Linked DNA regions of Homo sapiens: region 1 is linked to region 2. Evidence: chromatin contacts called from ENCODE Hi-C or POLR2A ChIA-PET data. All regions are on one chromosome and are shown on one strand. The core of a region is the stretch at or near the end of the contact, and the rest is flanking DNA. Distances in the headings are between cores, read along the strand shown.

Evidence for each region. A loop is a pair of places that touch in the nucleus more often than their neighbours do. ChIA-PET counts read pairs that join two places held with the same protein, here RNA polymerase II (POLR2A). Pooled maps may share reads with other maps.
Region 1: a loop to region 2 is called in a map with no recorded cell type, with 4 times the contacts of the local background. The contact joins the promoter of ZCCHC2 here to the enhancer-like site in region 2. A Hi-C loop is called at or near these places in 1 of 37 single-sample maps with no recorded cell type and 1 of 50 pooled maps. POLR2A ChIA-PET finds 5 or more read pairs at or near these places in 2 of 52 experiments (AG04450 and activated T-cell).

Annotation. Positions count from the first base shown.
Region 1 is chr18:62,520,945-62,525,019 of GRCh38, reverse strand. ZCCHC2 (zinc finger CCHC-type containing 2) reads right to left here and starts at 1,995. Exons shown (of 14, transcript NM_017742.6): 1 at 657-1,995. The coding sequence starts at 1,595. RefSeq lists silencers at 102-231, 472-711, 1,602-2,101, 2,132-2,401, 2,632-2,741 and an enhancer at 713-1,286.
Region 2 is chr18:59,920,683-59,924,778 of GRCh38, reverse strand. No RefSeq gene overlaps it. Among named protein-coding and RNA genes, the nearest start is that of PMAIP1, 23 kb to the right of the region's middle. RefSeq lists an enhancer at 1,052-1,191. Within about 2 kb of position 1,463, at least 4 of the 41 ENCODE cell types and tissues checked have a DNase peak (open chromatin) inside an H3K27ac peak, as active enhancers do.

The DNA of each region.
Region 1 (4,075 bases), core at 746-3,245, 2.6 Mb before region 2:
GATCCATTCGCAGGTCTCTACGTCAGATGTCTGCTGGGAACACAAGCCCTCAGAGCAGAAGCCACAAGGACCCGTACGACCCCTTTTAACTCAGGCACACACTGGGCAAAAAAAGTCCCTCTGTGCCAAAGACAAGGGCAGCTCGCCGGGAGCGCACCTTCAGGACACCCCGCCGAGGGCCCGGCAGAGCCCGGAGACGGGAGGCGGAGCCCCGGCCAGGCAGGCGGGGAAGGACGGCGCTGCCTGGGGCTCACTGCGGCTGGCTCTCACACAGGTTCCTCCAGCGCCCGGCGGCTCCCGCACCGAGCGCTGAGATGCTCAGAGCCAAAAACGTCCCGACACTTTTCCTCCGAGAGGGGCCCCGGGCGGGGAGCTCCACGTCTTCCGTGGCAACACCGTGGCACGGAAGGGACTTCTAGAGCATTCTGTGATGGCGGGTGGCTGTGTCTGCCGGGGTGTGGGGTGGGGTGGGGGAGTGGAACGGAGCGGCCCAGCGAGACGAAGCTCAGCCCTCTGGCGCTGGGAGCTGCCGGGTGGGGATTCCGAGCCACCTGCGCCGGGCTGGGGCTCGGGCAAGGGGCGTCCGAGAGCGAGGCCGGGGAGGCCGCCGGGGCAGCGATCGCACCGCGAGTCCAGGGAGGCTCCGTGCGCCTTACCTGGGCCCTGGGGCCGGCAAACTTGCACGGCTCTACCTCCACCTCCGCGTCCTCGGGGCCCCCGCGGAGCGCGGCGCGGAGCCTCTCCAAGTGTTCCCTCAGGGTGACCCGCTGGTGGAAGGAGAAAGCCGGGTGCAGCGAGGCCATGGTGAAGAGCAGCAGCAGTTCCTCCTGGGCCCTGGAGCCAAGCCCGCCGCCGACCCGGGGCTCCACAATGCCGCCTTCCGGGCCTGAGCCGTCCTTCTCGGCGTCCTGCTCGCCGTCGCCGTCCTCGCCGCGCTCGTCCTCCGCGCCGCCCCGCGAGCCCTCGCCCCGGGCCGCGCGCAGGCTTTTGAGCACCGAGTCCACCTGGGGTAGCAGGCGGTGCAGACGGCCAGCGGCCTCCCGGTTCTCCGAGCCCAGCAGCGCCAGGTAGACGATGAGGCGCGAGCGCACCGCGGGCTCTCGGAAGTCGGCCAGCGGCCCCGGGTCCGAGAGGCCGTTGGCCTTGGCCTCCGAGTCGCGCAGGTAGTGGTAGTCCTTGCGCGCCAGGTCCTCCAGGCACGAGCCAAGGAAGCGCAGCTCCAGCGGGTTGCACAGGTCCAGCAGCCCGCACATGAACTCCAGGCGCTGCGCCGAGCCCAGCACCAGCCCGAACCACTCGTATACCCGCTCCTGCTCGCGCAGCGCCGCCGAGGGCCCCCCGCCGCCGCCCGGCATACCCGCCCCCGCCGCCGCTCCACCAGCAACAGGCGGCCCGAGTCCCCGGGGCGGCGGCGGCGGCGGCAGAGGGCCCCGCGACGGGCCCGCGGGCGGCGGCGGCGGCGGCGGGGGGCGGCAGTCGCGGCGGCGGCGCGAAGGCGCCTTCGCGCCCGGCCGCGCGTCCGCCTCGGGCTCCTCCGCCTCGGGCGGCGGCTCCGCGGGGTGCGTTGGCTTCAGCGGCAGCTTCATCCTCAGCATCCTCGGCTAGGGCGGCGCAGACATGCGAGCGGGGGCGGGCGGGAGGGGCCGCGAGGTGGAGCACGGGCCGAGGCGGCGGCGCGGCCGTCAGGAGCGGGGCCCCTCCATGCCGCCGGGGGAGGGCCGGGGCCGGGGGCGGGTCTCGGCCGGCGAGGGGGGCGGTGGCCGGCCGGCGGGGTCGCTGGCGTCGTCTTCCCGGGCTGGGGGCGGGGCGTGCCCGCGACGGCTCCTCCCCCTGGGCTCCTCGCCGGTTCTGGGAGCCCGGGTGCGGGTGGGAGCAAGCGAGCGAGGGTGTCCTCCTTCCGCCTCCCTCTCTCCGCCGTCCGCGCTGAGCCGGGGCGGCGGTGCCTGAGCTGTTCCCTCGCGAGCCGGTGAGGACGGAGCGGCTGGGTGAGGAGGTGGAGCAGCCGGGCCGGGCGGAGAAGCTTGCGGGCTCCGCGCACCTCACCTCCGCCAATCAGCACCGCGAATCGACGGTGACGTCGCTCTCCCCGCCCCCTGGGGGGCCGCCTTTCTCCAGGAAGCCACGCCCAACTGCTGGCCGGCCGCCTCCCTCTCGGCGGCTTCCGTGCGGTCCTAAAGGCTGGTGCTCGGCAGGAGGAGGACGCGGGCTGGGGCCGTGGGGCGGCGTGAGGGTAGCCCGGGAGCGGTGAGGAGCGTGCGAGGCCCACGTGAGCGGAGGGACGCGGCCGCTCTCACCTTTCCTGAGGGCCCTGGCCCGGCTTTGGACTCCTGATTCTCCTCTGCTTGCCAGCTGCCGCCCCGCCTCCGCCAGTGGTGCCCGGGCTGCCTGCGCGGCCGGAGTGAACGCGTCCCGGGAGCAGGGGTTTCTCCGAAGTGAGTGCGCCAGCCCCGGGACGAGCTCGTTCGAGTCCTCACCGCCCAGTGCACTTCCTGAAAGCCGGCGGTGGGCTGTCTCCCACCTTGTGAAACTTTGCCAGGTGTCGCTCACAGGGGACTGGGTCCGGACGCGGGTGGCGGCGCTGGTTTGCGGCCCCGGTTTGCGGCCCCGGCGCCGCGATCCCGGGCCGCGCCCACGCCCAGGCTGGAGGCACCGTGCGCAGGTGGGGACGCGCGGCCGGGAGGTGCGCAGCGGGACCCGGCCGGCCGAGGGTGAGCGCTGCTGGGGACGCTCCTAGTCTGTAACGCTCTGTGAAAATTATTTCCTGGATAGTTTAGGAAAAGCCTCTCCCTTCCCCGCCCCTAAACCTCTATCTTTTGGGAATCATTGATTTGCTAAATGACATTTCGGTGCCTAACCCATTTTGAATCCTTGTTCTGCTGTGAATTTCATGTGACTGGAGGAATTTAATAAGCTACCAACTTGACAGGCTTTAAACTTAAAAAAAAAAAGTTTTGTTACGTTTTTCAGATTTAGGCTTCCAAGATGTTTACACTCGCACTGTTACTTTTTTTTTTTTTTTTTTTTTTTTTTAGCAACATAGTCCAAATTTTTAAAACTCAGCTGGATCTTTTGAGGGTTAATTAAAAGGTGGGTTAAAAAAAATCTTAAGACTTTAAATTTAGAAGTCCTACTACAGCTATGTAGTAGGAGTATGCAGAAAGATAAGAATCACATTGTAACTCTTTGCGGTGGTGCTGGAACATCTGTTGGGAGAGCATATGCTGAACTCTGTTCACCTCACAAGTTTATGTCCTAAGAGGCTCATTCACAGTTCAGTAAAAGGGTGAACTGAAGCCTGAATCAGTTTCGGGGATGAAAGGGTGAGAGGGAGAACTGTTTTCAGCACATTTGAGGTTGGCAAAATATATAAAAGTCACTCTTTCTTGTAATTTGCTAGTTCTTTACAGTCTTTAGATGTAATTTACAGCCAAGAAAACTTTATTATGAGGACTTATACGTCATTGCCCTTTTTTGCTGTCACCCTCAACTACCCTGGGATCTTCTACTCATATCTCATCTCCTGTTCCCACTTTTCTAAAGCTTAGGGTGAAATACTTAGGCAACTAGTAATAATATTAATCTTGCTAGATATTCACAGGTTCATAGTGAGCCAGCTGTCTAGATCTGGATATCTAGTGAGCAAATAAATTCTTTACCTCCGAGTTGATTTTTGTTTTATTGATCGATTGACACAGTCTTGCTCTGTCACCCAGGCTGGAGCACAGGCTCAAGCAGATCCTCCTGCCTCAGCCTCTCAAGTAGCTGGGACCACAGGCACGTGACACCACACCTGGCTAATTGTTTGTATTTTTTTGTAGAGACAGAGTCTCACCATGTTGCCCAGGCTGGCAAATTGAGTTTTATATGTGACGCAGTCAAAGGGGCATTTTCCTTGGCAATAAGAAGCCATTTGATATGAACTCTCCACAATAGTTGATGCATACATTTTATACCAGAATTCAAATTTGTAATCAATAATGATTACTTGGGTGTTTATAGCTTTGGCCAACATTAAACAATATAGTGATCAAAGCTTATACACATAAGTGACATATACCATGATTTAATGATTTTG
Region 2 (4,096 bases), core at 214-2,713:
AACAACAGCATTAGACTTTTTGTGAGCAACCCATGAACTTTTAATTTTGTTAAACAACTTCTATTTTGGGATTATTTATAACAGAATCCTACACTGACGAAATGAAAGAAAGCTCAACCATCCCCTGTTGAGTGTATCTAATTAAATCAGGTTTTAATATACTGACTTCTGGTGAGGAGAAAGAGTACAAATGAAGAGAGATAATTCTAGACTTGCAGCCTCTGAAATTGATTTGGTGGAATTGACCATGGGCAATAGATTCTGCAATGAACTAGTACATTAATTAATGCTAAGTGGTATGATTAATTTGAATTATGTTTTCTTTAAGTGCAATGAATAATTTGGGTTCTTATCTGTACCTGAAAAAAAATTCAGAATTAACACATCTGAATTAGTTAATTTGCAGTTGTTTGGTAAATCGGTCTAGCCCCATATTCTTGGGTAAGCATATTTCTGGAGAGAAAAAGAAAGAAAAAGAAAAAGCTCCAAATTCTGAGAGCTTTATGATCTCTATGAGGTCAGTTGAAGAGTGACTACCAGAAGCAGAGGCCTGCCAGCACCCACAATTCTTCTGTTCAGAGACAGTAAATTAGGATTTTAAGGGAAGAAAAAAGGAATTGGAAAGGCAGCTTCTTGGCAACTTAAATTTCCTAGGCTGCTGAAAGGGGAATCCTCCACAGTGAGCAGTGAGATGCTGAAAAAAGATGGGGTGCAAGCAAGTGTTGCTCACAAGTAGCCCACGGAGGAGAAGGACCCTAAATTATGTGGAAGGTGAAGAATGCTTCTAAACAGAGCGTGGGGTCTGTAGAGGATCCATGGAGGCTCATCACAGCTTCCTGGTGGTGAAGACAAACAGCGCCTGCTTCAATTGGTCCCCTTGTCCCCAGCCTCACTAAACTGTTCCCCTCTTCCAGTCTTTTCTGTCTTGGACAAGTAGATTTATCTTATCTTCAGCGATGGAAAAACTGACTCGCCTTGGCCACCTATTCTTCTCAATCTTTTGCATCTTCCACCTGGCTGTTAGCTTTTAAAACTAAAAGACAAGAGTTTGATTCTTATTTCTCGGGTTCTGCTATGACAACTGTCCCTTGAGGCAACAGAGCTTGGTTTCTGTCTGCCCAGCAGCAGGAGGTTCATGGAGTAACAGAGAATATCACACACACCAAAACCTCTCTTAATATATCAAAGCATATTCCTGCCAAACATCAAAATAAAGAGCTGGAAAATTTTCACCCCTTTTATGTTTGTTTTTGGGGAAAAAACAACCAAAGAAACTGCACATTATCTAAGGAAACATTTACAGACAAATGCAATCTGTTCTCTCATGGGAATCCCTGGCACAAAATCCAATGACTGATGTGGTCACACTGTACTCTACAGAGAGGCTGCGGCTATCGGGTGAAACAGAACTCCTCACAGAGACCAAACAAGGTTTGTGGGTTACCAGACACTGGTGTTCTCTTACAGACAAAGTGTGGTCTTGTCAGGTGACATTCCAAAGGCACATGTCATCTTGGGTGTTCAGGTTGAAGCTACCATTGTGGAAAAATCTCCTGTTTAGATGACAAAACAATATCAAGCACAGCTTAGAAATTCTACATTTGCCAGCCTGGCCAACATGGTGACACCCGTCTCTACTAAAAATACAAAACTTAGCCAGGCATGGTGGCATGTGCCTGTAATCCTAGCTACTCAGGAGGCTGAGGCACGAGAATTGCTTGAACCTGGGAGGCGGAGGTAGCAGTGAGCCAAGATCGCACCACTGTACTCCAGCCAGGATGACAGAGAGAGACTCCATCTCAAAAAAAAAAAAAAAAAAAAAAAAGAGACCGGGCATGATGGCTCACACCCGTAATCCCAGCATTTTGGGAGGCTGAGGCAGGTGGATCACCTGAGGTTGGGAGCTCGAGACCAGCCTGACCAACATGGAGAAACCCTGTCTCTACTAAAAATGCAAAATTAGCCGGGTGTGGTGGTGCATGCCTGTAATCCCAGCTACTCAGCAGGCTGAGGCAGGAGAATCACTTGAACCCGGGAGGCGGAGGTTGCGGTGAGCCAAGATCGCACCATCGCACTCCAGCATGGGCAAGAAGAGTGAAACTCTGTCTCAAAAAGAAAAGAAAAGAAAAGAAATTCTACATTTGACATAGAATTAAACTATTAGCCAATTCAGAGTGGCTTATTTCCCTCTGTTTCATAGAAAGTTGACCTAAATAAAAGTCAAACTCATGGTTTATGTTTAAATAATTAAAAACTTGAAATGATGTACAAGTAGCAGTAACTGACCAAGCTTCAAGAACAAAATAGCCTAAAATGCTCTTAATTTAAGACATTTTGGGCCAGGCGTGGTGTCTCACTCCTGTAATCCCAACACTTTGGGAGGAGGCCGAGGTGGGTGGATCACTTGAGATCTGGAGTTCGAGACCAACCTGGCCAACGTGGGGAAAGCTCATCTCTACTAAAATTACAAAAATTAGCCAGGGATGGTGGCATGCACCTGTAATTCCAGCTACTTGGGAGCCTAAGGCAGTAGAACTGCTTGAACCTAAGAGGTGGAGGTTGCAGTGAGCCAAGATTGTGCCACTGCACTCCAGGCTGCGCGATAGAGACCCTGTCTCAAACAAACAAAAACAAAAAATATTGGATTTGAGATATCAGGAAGCCACCAAGTGACTATCAATATTTTGACCCCAACTCTGAGTATTGTTTGGGGTAGGTTATATCCTCAGATTTTTTTGCCCTTCTTTGCCAGTGGGAGGCTCTAAAAAAGTCCAGAGAATCTTCCTCCAATTCAGAAATAGCCAAAGATCAGCACAAACAAACACAAAGCAGCATGAAGAACTGTTTTCTACTGCTGGAATACCAGAAAATCTGAGCAGGAGACAAGAAGTGTTGCCAGGACATGGCTTTACTGGTTGGGTTGGTTGGGTAAGCAGGTGGTTTGGTTTGGTTCTTTCCCCTGCATTCAACTTATAAATTAGGTGGCAAATGACAAGAAAATTGGCCAAGATGATGAATCATTCATGAGAGCTAAGGAATTACCCCCACCCAACCTAACATTTTCCAGACATGGAAATTGACATCTGGAGAAGGAGTGACTTTCCACCATCTCTCAGCAAGTAAGTTGCAGCGCTTGGAACAAGAACCCTGTTCTATCTCTGAGTCCAAGACTGTTCCCACTTCAAAACTGATCATGGGCTTCATCATAAAAATATACCTACCAGCTCTGAACCTAGCCATCTTCCCTCACCCCCACCACAACCACAAACCACAGCTTCTGCTTGACAGACATACTATATCATCATGATGAAAACTCACGAGAACAACAGCATGGAAGTTCAAGGTTCAAACTGAGACAGAAACTGGATGTACAGCATGTAGTAGGTGGTGAATAAATATTTTATTAATAAATTAATGAGTGATCATGTGAATAAAGTTGTTGTATTGTCAGGGCATTAGACACATAAAGAGCAGCTTACGGTGTATAATGGGTTTCCTTTTAGGGTTTACTTTCCCAAAATATTTGGATAAGGGTTACCTGATAATGCTAAACATTCATAACGGTAAGTATAGACTTCAAATTAGGCTGACTCCACTGTTCAAATGCTTTAAGTAAAACGTCAAAATTCAGAACATCTGGAATGAAATAAGGCTTGGTTAGTCTTTGTAATTAAACTACTCTTAAAATTATATTAAAAATCAGGCCAGGCGCCGTGGTTTACTCCTGTAATCCCAGCACTTTGGGAGGCCAAGGTGAGCAGATAACCTGAGTGCAGGAGTTAGAGACCAGCCTGGCCAACATGGAGAAACCCCATTTCTACTAAAAATACAAAAGTTAGCCAGGCGTAGTGGTGGGCACCTGTAGTCTCAGCTACTGGGGAGGCTGAGGCAGAAGAATCGCTTGAACCCTGAAGATGGAGGTTGCAGTGAGCCGAGATGGCGCCATTGCACTCCAGCCTGAGCAACAGAGCAAGACTTTCTCTCAAAACAAACAAACAAAAATGATATTAAAAATCAAAATGGTTTTAAATGTATTACAGTGGTTGTTGCTGGGACTGCCATTAGGGACAAATTTCTCCTCCCTTTTTTACCTTTC